Linked DNA regions of Homo sapiens: region 2 is linked to region 1. The links are chromatin loops, found by intact Hi-C in ENCODE. Cell type or tissue: heart right ventricle. All regions are shown on one strand.

Evidence for each region. A loop is a pair of places that touch in the nucleus more often than their neighbours do. Peaks named below come from ENCODE experiments on the same cell type or tissue, not always from the same donor. Only the 100,000 strongest peaks of a DNase experiment are listed, where the experiment ranks them.
Region 2: a loop joins it to region 1, with 7 times the contacts of the local background. A loop is called at or near these places in 32 of 110 quality-filtered maps.

What each region holds. Positions count from the first base shown.
Region 1 is chr9:121,857,098-121,865,097 of GRCh38, forward strand. TTLL11 (tubulin tyrosine ligase like 11) reads right to left here. Exons shown (of 9, transcript NM_001139442.2): 8 at 3,240-3,346. Among named protein-coding and RNA genes, the nearest start is that of DAB2IP, 210 kb to the left of the region's middle. In heart right ventricle, a CTCF peak has its summit at 4,571 (motif pointing left); DNase peaks (open chromatin) are centred at 3,834, 4,274, 4,564 and 6,124.
Region 2 is chr9:121,682,173-121,690,172 of GRCh38, forward strand. All of the region lies in intron 2 of DAB2IP (DAB2 interacting protein), which reads left to right. Among named protein-coding and RNA genes, the nearest start is that of DAB2IP, 35 kb to the left of the region's middle. RefSeq lists enhancers at 2,127-2,627, 4,995-5,144. In heart right ventricle, CTCF peaks have their summits at 2,385 (motif pointing left) and 4,873 (motif pointing right); a DNase peak (open chromatin) is centred at 4,869; H3K27ac peaks cover 3,850 bases.

The sequences.
Region 1 (8,000 bases):
CATGCCCAGGCCCACTTCCTAGACCCCCAGGCCCTGCTATTTCCTTCCAGGAGTGAGGAAAACTCAGAGGACGGAGGAAAGGGAGACAGGAGGTTGGACAGGCACCCTCTCTGCTCCAGTTCTGTCCTCCCAGCAGGCCCTGTGAGTTGACTTTTATCCTCCCGCTGCTGCCGTCCCCTCTGACTCCTGCTTCACCAGCCCTGCCCCCTCTGTATCACTTAAGTGAACAAGCACTGCTTGGTGTAGCCCTGGATGGGGGGAGAGCACCCTGGGTGAGGAGGTAGGAGGACTGAGTTCAAATCTTGCCTTCTTTTGCTGCTCCCTGGCTGTGGGAGTTTAGACAAGTCACTTTTGCTCTTGGAACCTTAGGGTACTCATCTGTAAAAAGGGGTGCTGTTGCCCACCTCGAAGGCCTGGCGTGAGAATTTGCAGCGATATATGCACAAGTGAAGTAATCTCAAAACTGCTGTTACTACTATTCCACCTGGTGATGACTATTCCACCTAGTCAGGGGCTGAGGTCTGGCCAAGGGCCTGGGAGATCCCAGCCCTGAATTTGCTTATCAGTATGTGCTAAAAATAAGTATTTTTCTCATTTCCATAGCTTGGTCAGCAGAATACGGAGACCCTGGCAGACCCCAGAAAACCTCACCGGAGCTTGAATTGCGGACAGCCCCCGTGGATTCCGCTTACCGGGAGCAATTTAAGAGGCAAACAAAACATGAAAAACTACTCAGAATTAACAATGGGCCAGATGGTAATGCTAGTTTGCAGCAATAAAACATGATAAATAGCTTCCTGCTGCTACTCCTGATCAATTTCAATATTTAATAATTCCACTGCCACTCCCACCCCCTCATCTGGCCCCCTCCGTGGGATCCTGGATGACTCCCCACATTCAGCTCACAGAGCAAACACTTCTTTGCTTTCTGAAGGTGTCAGCAGAAAGTGCCGCTGCTCGATTGTCACATGAGCACTCTCAGTCCTCGAAATGATAATTAATCTGCCTACTTCTCCTGAAGACGCTCCATCTCACGCCTCTCCTGGTTGCCAGGGAGGGCTGTAAGGGAGCTGCCAACTGCAGAGATGCGATAGAGGCACTCATCTTGTTGATTCAATGACTGCTGCTATTTCCTGGGTTTTGCTTTTGACTTAAAGAAAGGGGAGCTGCAGGGAGCTCGGTGGTCATCTCACTCTAGGACCAGTGAGTAGGAGAAGGCAACCTGGAACGGGCTCGGGTGGATTGGTGTTTGAACCTTATCCACCAGCCATGCCTCTCTAGGCCTCAGTTTCCTCCTCTGCACAATGGAGATAATCATATCTACCTCTAGGAGAATTCTAGCCGGTGCTGCACATGTAAAGTGCCTGCAGAGTGCTTGGCATATAAGAATTGGCCAAGAACTGGCAGCCAGGAGCATCACTACTAAACACAAAGCCAAACAGCAAATGATGTCTGAGCGCCAGTGCCCTGCAGGAAGGACCGGCTGCATCTCTGTAGTTGGGAAGTTTCTGGCCCACATGGGTGTAGGGCAGGATTGGCTAGGGGTGCAACAGCTGCCAGGCAGACTGCCCCCAGGATTCTCCCCAAGGGGTGTCCACTAATAAGATAAACTGCCTCGCACCATCAGCGAGGACTCCAAAGACCTCAGAGCCACCCTGGAGAGCAGGGATTGTTGGCGCCATTTTACAGATGAGGAACTGGAGATAAGGAGGTGGAATGACTTTTCAAGCTGACATGGGCAGGAAATGGCATAATCAATTCTAATCTGGATCTCCCAACCTGACTTCATGTCCTCTCCACAGACTCACAGGAGCAAGCTGCCCCACTCCTCACGACCCGGTGCCTCCCTTCTGTGCGTCCCTTTTGGAGGGAGGCAGCCAGAAGAGGGCGTGGCGTGGGTGCCAGGGTGCTGCGGGCTCACAGTTCCTGTGTGATCTGTGTCACCTGAGCTGCAGTTTACTCGTCTGTGAAATGAGACTCATAATGCCTACTGCACTGGTTTACCGGGACATTTAATGAGGAAATATGCATGAAAGGACCTTGAAGTTTTGTGATGAGCTGTACAAATATCAGTTATGGTTATTATAATTTTTTTAGAAAAACACCCTCTGGGCTGGGCGCAGTGGCTCACGCCTGTAATCTCAGCACTTTGGGAAGTCAAGACAGGCGGATCACTTGAGCTCAGGAGTTCAAGACCAGCCTGGCCAACATGATGAAACCCTGTCTCTACTGAAAAAAAAAAAAAAATACAAAATTAGCCGGGCATGGTGGCTTGCACCTGTAATCCCAGATACTTGGGAGGCTGAGGCAGGATAACTGCTTGAACCTGGGAGGCAGAGGTTGCAGTGAGCTGAGATCGTGCCACTGCAACCACTCCAGCCTGGGCAACAGAGTGAGACTCCGTCTCAAAGACAAACAAAAAACAAAAGAGAGAGAGAGAAACACCCTCTGTGAGAAAAAAGATAGGAAACTCATCCACCTAAAGGTGGGTTCTTCTCACAGAACCCTTCACCACAGAACCTAGAGGATCAAGATCAAATTTTCTTGTGTGGCATTCAAGGCTTTGACAGCTCCCATAACCCCATCTCTACCCCTTCTCACATCCCTTTTTGCTCCAGCCCATCTGGGCTACTTGGTATGGTCTAAGCTCAACAGCCTCACCTGTGTCCAGGCCACGGCCAGGCAATAGCCCTGCCAGAGTGTCTGTCCCAGCCCTGTTCACCAGCTGATCCCGTACACCCTTCTCCTGAAGTCTTCCTTGGCCCTCCCTGGATGAGGAGCTCCTCCGCTGAGTTCCCGGATAGCTTCTCTGAGCTTCTCTCCCTCCGAGCCAGGCATCCTACTACCTAGCATCATTTTCTCATCTGCCTCCCAATGCTACAGTGAATTCTTTCAGGACGAGAACCAAGCACTATACCCTCCAGCCCACCCAAGGCTGGGCCCAGCATCTGCTCAGGAAATGTGTGTGAGGGGTGAACAAATGAATGAATAACTGAGTGTTCCCAGTATGGATGGAATCTGAGCCTTAAGCAAAGGCAAGGAATGCTAACGGTGGTATGAGAATTCGGTAGCAGACAGTGCTCCAGCATTTAAATTCAGCTCAATCCCTGGGATTATGTCTAGATCTGATGGCATCATCTTCTTCCCCCATCTGAACCCTTGACAAGAAGGAACAGAAAATATACCACCCATGCCTGTCAGGACCCCCACAGGCCATGGCAGAGGCATTTGTCAAATACCTGAGTCCCGCTGGTCCAGGGTCATGGAGTTCCACCTCCGTGTGATGTCAATGTAGAGGATGTCCACGGCAGCCATGGACAGGCTGCTGCTGCTGAGTTTGCAGCTCCTGCCAACAATGGGAAGTGACATGTCACTGCCAGCCTGAAACCTGTCCTGTCTATCTCTCCTCCACTCCTGTTAGGGACTGAATGTTTGTCCTCCCCAAATCCATAGGTTGAAATCCTATCCCTCCAATGTGATGGTGTTAGGAGGTGGGGCCTCTGACAGGTGATTAGGTCGTGAGGGTGGAGCCCTTGGGAATGGGAATAGTGCTCTTCTAGGAAGAGACACTAGAGAGCCTGCCTCCTCTCTACTCTCCACCATGTGAACATAGAAGAAGGCAGCCGTCTGCAAACCAGGAATTGGGTCCTCACCAGACATCAGATCTACCAGCACCTTGATCTTGGTCTTCCCAGCCTCCAGAACCATGAGAAGTAAATGTTTGTTGTTTAAGCCACTGAGGCTGTGGCATTTTTGTTCTAGCAGCCTGAACCGACTGACATTGTTTTTGTTTGGATTGTGTTCTGGGTCTGGAATGTCCTCCCTTACCACAGCTGGAACTACCGCAGGGTGACTGGCATGGAGCCATGGTAGAGAAGGCAGTGATGTAAGTGAGGTTAGATCCTCAGGTTCCTGTAAGTTCAGCCATTTGGTTAGTTATGGGTCTAACAGGCTGGAAAGAGCAAGAACTTTAGAAAAGCAAGGCAAGTGTTTTTTTTTTTTTTTTTGGATACAGAGTCTTGCTCTGTCATCCAGGCTGGAGTGCAGTATTGTAATCTCGGCTCACTGCAACCTCTGCCTCCTGGGTTCAAGCAGTTCTCCCTACGTCTGTCCCCTGAGTAGCTGGGATTACAGGTACCCAGCTAATTTTTATATTTTTAGTAGAGACGGAGTTTCACCATGTTGGCCAGGCTGGTCTTGAACTCCTGATCTCAGGTGATCCGCCCGCCTCGGCCTCCCCAAGTGCTGGGATTACAGGCGTGAGCCACTGTGCCTGGCCAGGAGAGCAAGTCTTGAGTTGTAGCCTGGCTCTGCCACTTGGAAGCTGCATGGCCCTGGTTAAAACATTTCACCTTTCTGAGTCTCGGTGTCCTCATCTATAAAACAGGTGGTCTTTATTATAGTCATTGTGTGTCAGCCTGACCTTGCACAGCAATGTGGGTCCCTGCTTGCTCTAAAAGAGAACAAACTCCACATGTCAAGAAATACCACCAGCAACGTGTCCTCATCTTCCTATCTCTTAGTCTCCAGAAGGAGGAGGGGAAGCTAGGCCCTCGGCACTGCCCTCTCCTGGAGTGTCCAGGCAGCTGACGGTGTCATGCTCAGATGACCCAAGGATGACAGCATGTCAACAGTACAGGCTGAAGCCATCACTACTGTCCAGAAGCAATTTCCCACTGGAAATGCTCACCAGATGAGTCCCTGAGGACAAATCTATGGACAAGGGCTCAAGGCTTCTGTACTTTACCCATCTCAATCTGTCACCTGAAGATTCTACATAAGCCCTGAATCAGCCACACTAAGCCCCAGATTTATAAAGCAGAACAGCACAGGCTGGGTCCTTGCTGCTCTGTGTGGGCTGACACAGAATTGCTGGGGAGGTTCCTTGTTCCTGACTTTAGGGGAGTCACCTGGAATTGACAGGAGGATTGTGGGGGACGGGCCTCTGAGCTTTGGATGCTCCACTTGTTTAGGTGCAGGGAGGCCACAGTAACCAGGTTTTCAGTCTGATGTCAGCATTGGTGCTCCCTGTCCATGCCACAGCAGGGGTGTTTAGAATCCTCCTACCCCTCCCCAGCTTTTTTTTTTTTTGGTCTGGAAATGTGGAGGGGAGGGCAGTCTGGTATGCCAAAAAGAGCATGATTTAGGCATCAGACAGATTAGGATTTAAATCCTGACTGGAATCTTTTCTAGCTGTGTGACTGTGGGGAATTTACTTAAACCTTCTGTGCTTTTATTTCTTGGGCTCTAAAATGAAGATGATAATACCTGCCCACATGGTTGTGAGTACATGCCAAGAACCCAGCATGGTGCCTGTCACCTGGTAGGCCCACAGCAATTGTGAGTTCCCTTCCCCAACTCTCTCCCCCTTTTCCCTTTTCTTCCTCTAGATCTAGAGCCATCTCACCCCAGAGGCTGCCTGGAGCCCAACCTTTCAGTGAGTGACCCTGCCCGTTCTGGAGAAATGGAGTACACCAGTTGGAATATCTGTGTACAGGGCTTGGGCTCTCTCTTCAGACTGGAAGCAGCCCTTGGCTTGTCCAGGTGCACCCCTGTCCTGGACAGGATCGTGCTGGGAGGCCTGTCCCAAGGCAGGCTAGATTTGTCCAGGGAATCCTGAAAGCTAGGCCTCTGGGCCAGCTGTCAGGTTGGCTGAACTACATTCAATGCCGCTTTCAACTTTTCAAACGAATCCACATCCACTGCCTCAGCTAATGGTGAAGTGGCTCTTTGATTTCCCATTTGCCATTATCCCTTGTGTGAATAGCTCTGTTAGGGACCGGACAGGGGAGGGGTTGATTGGCAAGCAGGGTTTGGGCATCAGAGGCCCCTCTCCAAACCCAAGCGCACCCCTAATGACAGTGGCTGGGCATGTGCCCCGCATGGTGCCCAGACGAGCCTGGTGCTCCTTGTATGCCAGCACACTTTCTTGCCCCCTTCCTCCCTCCTCCCTTTCTTTCTTCCCGCCTGTATTTCCCAGGCCATCAATGCACATCCTGCTTCCTCCTGGGCTCCTGCTCCGTATTTCAATCACGAGTCGCGGTGGCAGACTTCAAAGCACATCAGCACACGGTTATTGAGCCCCAGTAACCACATGTCAATGGACGCGGAGGTTTTCACGTCACTTGTCACCAAGACGGCTATCTACTGGGTTCTGTGGGGGAGGATGGTCCAGTCTCTCCCAGGGTATTCGAACAGCCTGCATTGCTAATTTACAAAGCTTCATTAGGAACAGCCACAGTGTCCTTTAATTATCATATCAGTGTCCTCTGGGCTACCTGCTCTTCCACAAGTCAGGAGCGCTGCCTAGCTTGCTCTGTGGGTTAATAGAGTATTAAAAGGGAAACCAAACTGACCACTGGTATATAGTCATTTTTTTTCTGACAGGTAGAAAATAGAAGTGTCAAACCTTTAGCAGGAGCCGTAATTTACCAAAGAAATTCTCCGTTTATTCCCTTTCCAAGGTAACTCTTCCTCCCTAGTGATGCCTGCAAATATAGTTGATTGCAGCATCTGCTACTGGGACAGAGGAGGGATCCATGCTGGCTGCGGTAGGCAGGAAATGCAAATGCCTTAAAAGAATCTTGATTCTGTAGGCATTTCTTGGGCACTATCTGTATGCTAGGGCTTTTCTTGCTCATCAGCTCTCTGGATTTTAACCATTCCTTGAGGGTGGTATTCCTGATCCCATTTCAATGAAGCGTATGCTGAGGCTCAAGAGATGGGACGTGACTTGCCCAACGTCACACAGCCGGAATTCACATCTAGTCCATCCTTGGAAGATAGAGTAGTGGGCTTGGGAGCTGTGGGGAGATGGCCCAGTCCAGGGCTGCAGGAGGGATTCAGGAATCAAGAAACCAGGTCTCAGGCCAGGGACCAGAAGGGTTGGAGCCTCTAAAGCACTCCTGTGGCAAGCTTTGGGATATGGGGCTGGGGCTAAGCAACCAGGGTGCTTGGATTTGCCCTGTGGTTACCAAACATTCTCAATAAACTCAAACAGGAAATGAATGACTCCAACAGTCAAGATATCAAGACTTTGGAATGAATTTTTCATCCATCTATCCACTGAATGAGAATTTATTTGTGTCCTCTCTGTGTAGGCAGTATTCTGGGCTTGGACAGCAATGAATTGCTGAATGGGCCTTGGATACCGTTCTCAGAGACTATACGTGATCTTAGAGTCTGGGGTAAAAATGTGGCTCTTAATCATTGAGAACAGTTTTCCCTTATGCCTGGGGATGCAGCTCTTCAAATGACTAATGAGTGGAAGGATAAATTCTTCAGTGGAAGAAAAGTCCAGGAAATAGAGTACCATGAGAAGCCAGAAAAGTTTCTAGGAAAGGATAGGTTAGAAATGTACATGGAAAAGATGAGCTTTGGAGTCAAATGCACATGAGTTTGAACCTTGGTTTTGCTGCGTAACCTTGTGCAGGTCATGGAAGCTCTCTGCGTCTACATTAGGAAATTTCGATTTGCACAGTAAGAAAAAGGCTGCTCACCGTACAAGGATCTTTTAAGGACTAGCTCAGTGCCTGGCACACATGGGGAAGTGGCAAATGGCAGTTCCCATCCTTCCTCTCTGATGTAGAACCAGTTTGAAGAAATAGTCTGTTTTTGTTTTTGTTTTTGTTTTCCAGAATCAAAGGAATTTGGGCACATAGGATGGGAGAGAATCACAAATCATTTAAGTTCATTAGGAGTCCAAGTATAGAAATATTTGAAATGATCATTCTCATTTCCTCTTAACAACTACTGACATCTCATGGGAAATTTAGGAACCAACTTTTTCCACTCCATAAAATCCTATTTATAGAATTTCTTTTGTGTTCATCCTTCTCTGTGCAGAAAAGAAGCTTTTTTTTTCTTCTGGAGAGGATTCTATAATGTGAAAGCTAACAAATGATCAATATTTATTTTTTAAAAACCACACTACCTAAACATCTAAGGGGGCAAGAAGACAACTCCAGTTTAAAATGTATGACTTCGAAAGGCCATTGACA
Region 2 (8,000 bases), 170 kb before region 1:
CTCACTTACAGGCTCCCAAAAGCTATGTCCTCACGTGCTCAGCTGACTTTTGCTCTGTGTAGACCCTCGAGGGAACCCAGGAAACATGGTTTTGCCTCGGGGAGGCAGGGGAGATGCCACAGGATGTACTGGAATAACTGCCACCTTCACTGCCATTTCAAACCCAGATGGCAGGCTGTCAGCATCTCTTACAGGGGTGCTCCGCAGGGAGAATCAATGAGTCACGGTGTAAGGTCTACAAGGCTCAGCCTGTCCACCTTCTCCATGGAAACTGAGGCCTGGGAAGGGCTTGTCAGAGGTCACCACCCAGCTGACAGCAGTTCAGGAGCCTGGGTTGTTTACACCATCACATGCCACCCCTCCTCATTTTGTGAGTCAGCCGAGGACCTGCAGCCACTCTGTAGGGCATTGAAGGCTCAGTGCTAGTCCTGCCCCTGCCTCTTGTAGACTGTATGACCCTGGGAGAGCCTCAGTTTCCCCTTTTGTGAAATGTGGGGGATGGACTTTGTAAGGCAGCGTACAGTTCAGGCATAAATAGGTGCTTAAATGTTCTGGTGCAGTAGCTAAGAGAATGGGCTCTAGAGAGTTCCCCGACCCAGGTTTCAGGCCCTGCACAGCCTCATACCAGCTTTGTGGCTTGCTCAGGAGTGGAACTTTTCTGCCTATCTGGGACAACTCCCTCCCTCCTATAGGGAGAGTTGGGGGGTAGGGGAGTGGCTCTCCAGGACCACACAGTGCTACGAGGCTGGCATGTGCCCTGCAAGTTATAGGGGGCCCTGAATGAGGATGGGGGAAGGGGCCTGGGAGTAGATGACCAGAGAGGCTTCCTGTGCATCTGTGGCCATCAGCTCTCAGGCTCCTGAGATTCAAACCCAGGTCTGTCTGCTCTGTGCCAGTAGTGTCTCCTGGAAGGGAAGGAGGGAAGGGTGGCAGGCAGCAAGCTGGGGCCCTGGATCTGCATAGACCAATGGTCAGACTGGGTCTGGGGGCTTTGCATGTGCCCACCCAGCTTCCCCAGGCCCTGGACCCCTTAGCAGCAACAGCATGCTGTTCTTTCTCTCCTGCCACTCCATGGCAGAGGAGCCGTGGTTTGATTTGGGAGGCAAAGAGCTGATGACTCTTCCTGGTCTCCCCACGAGCTCCTTAGCCTGCTCCCTTCCCCAGCCCCAAACTTCCCTGTTGCGGGCTGGGTCCTTCCTCCCTCCCTCCTTCCTCTGCCCCCACCCCCCTCCCATCAACCTTGAGGATGGCTGGCAGGCCTGGGGTGTGGGAGGTGGCAGAGGCTCAGGGAAACTTGACAGCCAATTGATTCCTCCTCGGGAAGTTGAAAGTGGAGAGTCGTGTTTGAAGGTTTAGCTGAAATTAGGTCTCAGGGCTATTTTTTGCGAGATGGAGAAGGAGAAGTGTCAGGGAGGGGAAGGCCCAGGGGTCTGGCAGAAACTGCAGATAAACTCAACATTGGGTTGATTATGGATGCTTCTAGGAGCAGGTCTTTGGTTTCTTTCAACAACTCACTTTTATTGGTGCTTGGTTGTGCACACCCTGCATAGGATGCTGTGACAGAACAAGGAACAGTTATCTCTGGCCAGGAAGGACAGGGAAGAATTCTTAAAGAAGGGACTCTTGGGGCTGGGCTTTGAGGAGTGTATAGGAGTTCGTCAGGAACCAAGGGAGAAGAGTATTTCAGTTAGTGAAGTGAATAGAAGGAAACAAGCTAATGGCCCTGTGTGATTGGAGTGCTGGATGGGTTCAGGGCCTGGAGAGAAGAGTGAGAGACCTTGGTGGGTGAGCTAAAGCCTTTGGACTTTCCCCTGCAGGATACAAGAACCACAGTGGATGATGGCTGTGAGTGGAGCTAGCAGTAGACCTCTGAGCTGTGGACCTCAGGTTTTCCAGCTGCTCACCCCTTTTCTCACTCCTGTAGCCTCCCTGCACCCTCCCCATGTTTCAGCTGTCTTTCTGTCACACAAACTCAAGAAACAGGCATGTGAACACAAACATGCAAGCTAGTGGGTGACCCTCCCGCCCATGTCACCATGGAAAGGCTGTTGGAAATTAACTGGTTCAACCCTTCCCTATACAGAGGAGGGACTGAGAATCATAGACGGGAGGGTCCTTTCCTGAGGTCACACAGCATGTCTAGGGTAGGGCCTGGAGTTGAGCCCAGGTCTCTGTCCCTCTCCCCCGCATCCAGTGGTCCTCACCCCTTACTCCTTCCTGTCCTCTCCTCCCAGCACCTGGATATCAGCCACCCCGTCTGAGCTGAGCCCTTCTCCCAGCCCCCATCACATTTCCTGGGAGGAATGGGTGTTCTTTGGTCCAACTGCCCTCGGAGCCCCACGACAGCTCCTTCCCGCTCATCTGCACACTGCCCCCTCCTGGCCACCAGGCCCCAGCCCCAGCTGTAGAGGGACCCGAAGTTTGGGCTGCGGGCTGCCTGAAGGAGGAATGCATGACTTCAGGTCCAGGAGGGGGCATTCTCTGCTCCCTGCAGAGCCGGCCCCGCTGCCCCCCATTTGTGCCCCTTCCAAGCTACGGAGGCTCCGGGTGGCTGTTGGGGTGGGGAACAGAAAAGCCAGCCAGGCTCACAGATCAGACAAGCCAGATCTGTCCCAGGGTATATGGGGAAACTGAGGCCTGGAGAGGAGCAGCTTGCCCAGGATACTTGCTGGGGCTCCCTCCACTGGCCCAGGCTGCTGTGGGTCCATCTCAGATGGTCGTTCACTTGGGACATATTTATGTTTGTGGCCCATCAACCAGTGGAGGGATGTCAGCCACGTGGTCCTGGCTGTAACAGGGCGGTAGTGCTGGACCCCTGGGTGGGGTCCCACCATGGGCGCCCCAGTTTTCTCCTTGAAGTATGAGGAATTTGCTTAGTTCTGCTCTGTGAGTCAGTCTCCTGACCCAGCATCCGGCGTGTATTCAGCGGATGGGCGGGGTGGTGGAAGAGCAAACCCTGCCCCCTCCGCCCCCTCCACCCTCACTCCCTCCATCCCTGCCCTTCACGGAGGCTGATTGGTATTAAACTATTCAAACCCAAAAGGAACATTACCGTCATTTTGGTCTGTGTCTGCCTTCCGCGGGGGGCATCCCCCTTTTCTGCAGAGGGAGTGTTGGAAGGTGGGACTCAGGAGTTGTCCGGGGTGGCCAGGGTGGGGCAAGGATGTTCTTCGGGGCAGGAGTCTGGGGACAGGGGGTCTTGGAGCCTCCTGAATCCAAGACCAGGCTAGTCTGAGGCCTGGGACAGAGGTGGGACTGCTGCAGTATTGGTAGGGTTGGGAGGCTGTCGCCCCACCCCATTAATACACAGGAAGGTGGTTTCATCAGCTCCATTTTACAGTTGAGGATCCCAGGCTTAGGGAGGAGAGAGGCCTGGCCTCAGCAGGTCTCCAGCTGGTGGGTGGTAGGGGCAGGAGCCCAGCTCTCGTCTGCGAGCCTTGCTGCGGTGTGAACGAACTTACTTTCTTCTCTCCTTTTGCCTTTCTTTATTCTTTCTTTCGATAAATTTGCCATCATCACCAACTATGTGTCAGGGCCTATGCCAGTCATTGAGGATACAAAGAGGATGAAAACGTAGTTGCTACCTGCAGAAATACAGAAGGGCCAGCCGGGGCTTGGTGAAGTAATTTCCAGGCAGGTGAAGGGGAAAGGACATTCCAGGCAAAGGCCAGGACATGGGAAACAGCATGAGCAAATGACAGCAGGAACTGAGCGCAGTTTGGGGGCTGAAATGTGAGGAAGTGGCTGGAATGGAAGCGACAAGAGATCCACGGCAGTGAACAGAGCAGATGGGATCTAAGGCCATATTAACAGGAGTATGAGGTCCTCAGCAAGGGAGGTGAGGTGGGCCAGAGTAGGCCAGAGCAGACATGGAGTGCAGCATACTTGACCAGGCTAGGAGAGTCTGGAGCTCCTTCAGTGGGCAGAGACCAAGACTGGGTGGGGATCCAGCATGGGGTTGGGGGGACAAGCAAATTGCTTTTCTCAAGCAGGTTCTCAGGAGCCTGTTCCAACCCCCCCAACATCTGTGCTCAGAATGCCCTTGGGCAGGGGTAGGGGGAAGAGCCCACTTCAAGGATCCCTGGAATCTTCTGCCTCATCCTGGCAAGTGGCAGCTGGCTTGGGCAGTGTGAGTGAGGAGGATGGAAGTGAAGGGAACAAGCCAGCCTCTGTACCCCCTCCTCTTCCTGCCCTGGGGACTTCCAAATACATCAGAAGGCCATCCCTGTAAATTCCATTTCCCCAGCCCTGCACTTAAGCCTGTTGGGCAGCATGGAATCAGATGAACTGGTTCCCGTTAAGGTGTAAAGGCCACCACCCCAGTCCCTGCCAGGTTCAGTAACTGGCGAGTGGAATGCTCTCTGTGGGGGCCTTTCTTCCTCTCTTCACACCCACTCAGGGTCTTGGGGTACAGTGCTGGCCTCTCCCAGGGATAGTCCCCCCAACCCAGGGATGAAGCAGGATTAGAATCTTGGCCACTGCTCCCTTCTGTAGGATGGCTCAGGCAAGTTGCCCCACTCTCTTTCCCTGTCTGTAAATGGGCAGGAACCCCTCCCCACAGAGTGGCTGTGAGGGCTCAGTGCCTGGCACAAGGCAGCATTCCCCACACCTGTTCCCTTTGCTTGTGTGAGGGGTGCACCTCCACCCCACATTTCCTCCAGAGCCCCAGGTAACTGGGCAGACCCCTCCCACTTCCATACCCTTCCGTCACGGCCCCAAAGCAACATCACCCCTGACTGAACTTCTAGGGCTCAGCCCTGGCAGTAGAAGGTGGAGAGGGGCTGGAGGGGTTCCTAGGGGACCAGAGACCAAGTTCTTAGGTGGTGAGTTCAGATGGAGATGGAGGTGTCTGCGCAGGGTGGTTTCCTGCCAGTTGGGGGCAGCAGAGGGTAGCAAGTGGACTTCTGGGTGGCTCCTCCCAGTGAGTGTTGAAGTCCCAGGGGTTTGTGTGTCAGGGGCCACAGGGAGCTGGCCCAACAAGGTGTTAGCTGGCTAAACAAGGTGTAGAACATACTGCTGGGGGCTGGGAGCAGCTCAGATCCGGGAGCACCTGTCAATGGCTGGGCCTGGCATGACTGGCTGTGCCAGCTGGGCCTAGGTTGACCAGAAAGCCAGGGGTTCTGAAAGGGGACCCTGGTCAGGGACACTGGATGGAACAAGGTCTGGGGCTGGGACAGCTGTCCACCAAGAGAAAGGGCACAGGGTGAGGTGGACCAGCATGTGATCTGTCAGGCAGGGCTGCTGCACTGTGGTCACCAGGCTGGGGCCAACAGACACTCAGTCACTGCCACCCTTTGATGGGTTATAGGCACCTGTTCCACCTACCACTGCTTTGAGAGGGGGTAAGGCGGGCATTGTGGGAGAGGCAGGGTGGTGGTCAGAGCTTGCACTCCAAGTCCCACTGGCCTGGGTTCGAATCCCAGCTCTACCACCTCTGCTGTCTGTACGATGGGGGATTTTGAATCCTGTTCTGCATAGTACTCTGAGTCAGGCCCTGTGCTGAGCACTTTCTAAGTATTGTCTCATTTAATCCTTACAACTCGAGGCTCAGATAACACAAATCTCACTCATAGAAGGTGACAAAATCAAGGCAGATGGGGAGTGAAGAGATAGCTGAGGGTGGCTCCTCTCATGGGCCTGGATCTTGAAGTTCTCACAGCGCCTGGACCATAGCATGCAGCCCAGTCTTTGCTAGTCAGTGCTGTTTTTCTCTTCATCTTACGGACGAGGATGTTGAGGCCCAGAGAGGGGAGGTGCATTGTCCTGGGCCACACGGCTTGCAGGGACAGAGCTGAGATTTGGACCCAGGCCTCCCCATCTCTCTGCCTTATCTTGTCCTGCCCCTACTTTGAGCAGGCCTGGCCCTAGGGGTCAGACACCCCTGGGATAGGAGAGAACTGCTCTCCTCTTGTCATCCTGCCCTGTGGCCCTGCAGGTCCTCCCCTTTCCTGGGAGGTGGGGGAGCCTGCATGTCAGGGGCAAGGCTCAGACGCCTTCATTTTCCCACCTCCTCATGCTACAAAAATGAAACGATCAAGTGGTATTTTGGTGGGATTACAGACATAATTATATCTGAGTTGTCAAGCGGCAATTGTTGTTTCCAAAGCCAGGAGGCCCTCTGTGGAGGTGGCAGCAGTGACATCTGTTTCTAACACAAGGCTCTGCATCGGGATGAGTAACTTCTCCTGTGGAATTGCTTAAAGAACGTCTAAAACGAGCTGAGCTTGTTACTCCCCTGCTCCAGCACCTTAGATGGCTCCCAGCAGGGTGGGGGATCCAGCTCCCCGGCCTGGCATTCAAGCCCCCCAGGCTGTCCCAGCTTCCACGCCTTTGTGTGGGCGGATCCTTCTACCCACAATTCCTCCCCATCTCTCTCTGTCTCCAGAGCTCACTAGTGCCATCCAGGGCTCTGTCCAGGTTGCAGAACACCCCATCTGTACACGCTCCCTCACGGACTCTGTGACTTCATGATCCATCACTTCTGTCTCTCCCACCAGACGGTGGTCACCTTCTCAAGGACAGGGACTGTTTCTGATTTGTCTGAACTCCCAGCACTGGGGCAAGGACTCACCTGTGGCAGGCTCATGAGGGGCTTGCGGAATGAAGGTGCACGAGACAGAGAGAGACAGGGAGTAAACGAATTAAATGGAGTAAGCGCAGGGTGAGCAGGGAAGAGGGTGAGCCGTGACCTCTCCACTTCTGCCAGCCCCCACACTTCTGCCAGCCCCCACACTGGGTGTCTGAGGCCAGAGTGGTCCCCTGCCTTGGGAGGACAGGTCAAGACAAGTGACCCAGCCCACCAGAGGCCAGCAAGGACACCAGCCCTTGCCTTGAAAAGTGCCGGACGTGGTGGCTCATGCCTGTAATCCCAGCATTTTGGGAGGTTGAGGTGGGTGGATCACCTGAGGTCAGGAGTTCTAGACCAGCATGGTCAACATGGTGAAACCCTGTCTCTATTAAAAACACAAAAAATTAGCCGGGCGTGGTAGCGCATGCCTGTAACCCCAGCTACTATGGAGGCTGAGGCAGGAGAATAGCTTGAACCTGGGAGGTGGAGGTTGCAGCGAGCTGAGATCGCGCCACTACACTCTAGCCTGGGTGGCAGAGTGAAATTCCATCTAAAAAAAAAAAAAAAAGAAACTGACCTTGACTCCACCCCATACCCATGGGCCTTCTGAGGCCAGGACTCCCAGGTGAACCTTGGCCCGCAGATGGTAAATCACCCAGGAGAAATAGCCTATAAAATCCTCTCCTAAAATGGTGCATTTTGTATTCTGTAGTGAAAAGGGCTTTTAAAAGCACTGCTTACTCAGGTGGATTTATGGAGTTTCCCCCACCCCTCCCTCCCACTAGTGTTTACTGGTCCTCAGTCCTGGAGCTCCCTGGGGTCCTGTTTTTTCCTTGGTGGCTCTTGGTCCAGGGAGAGAAACAAGATAGCATCTCTTTCCTGCCTTGCTGCCTTGGGGCCCCCCGGGCCAGCTGGGTGCCTGGAAGTGCAGGGGAATCCTACCCAACAGAAGCTCCCTGTGGCCCAGCGCAAACCTGAAAGTCCCACCATTAGTGCCCATTTGTCCCCGGGAGACTCCCCCCCCATGTGTTGTCACCTGCAAATGGGTCACCAGGGAGGCACAACAAAGCTGGAAAGAATTCAGAGATCAGCTAGACTAATCCCCGCATTGTACAGCAGGGAAACTGAGTCACAGAGCAGCTTAGGTGCTGGCTCAACGCCTCAGTCTGGTAATGGAATTACATGAGAGCTTTAGCTCTGGAGCAGCCTGTCTGCTGTGTTGAACCCAGCTCTGCCGCTTCCTGACCGTGCGGTGCTGTGCAAATTAGTTGCCCTTTCTGAACTTCTGTTCTCCCATCTGCACACTGGGTTGTGAGAATTAAAGAGAAGTCATGGGAAGCTCTAATACAGTGCCTGAAGCTTAGACAGGGCTTACTAAACACATCTGACTAATTCTCAGCAGCGTGTTGGAAGAGCCCTCATTAGTATTAAT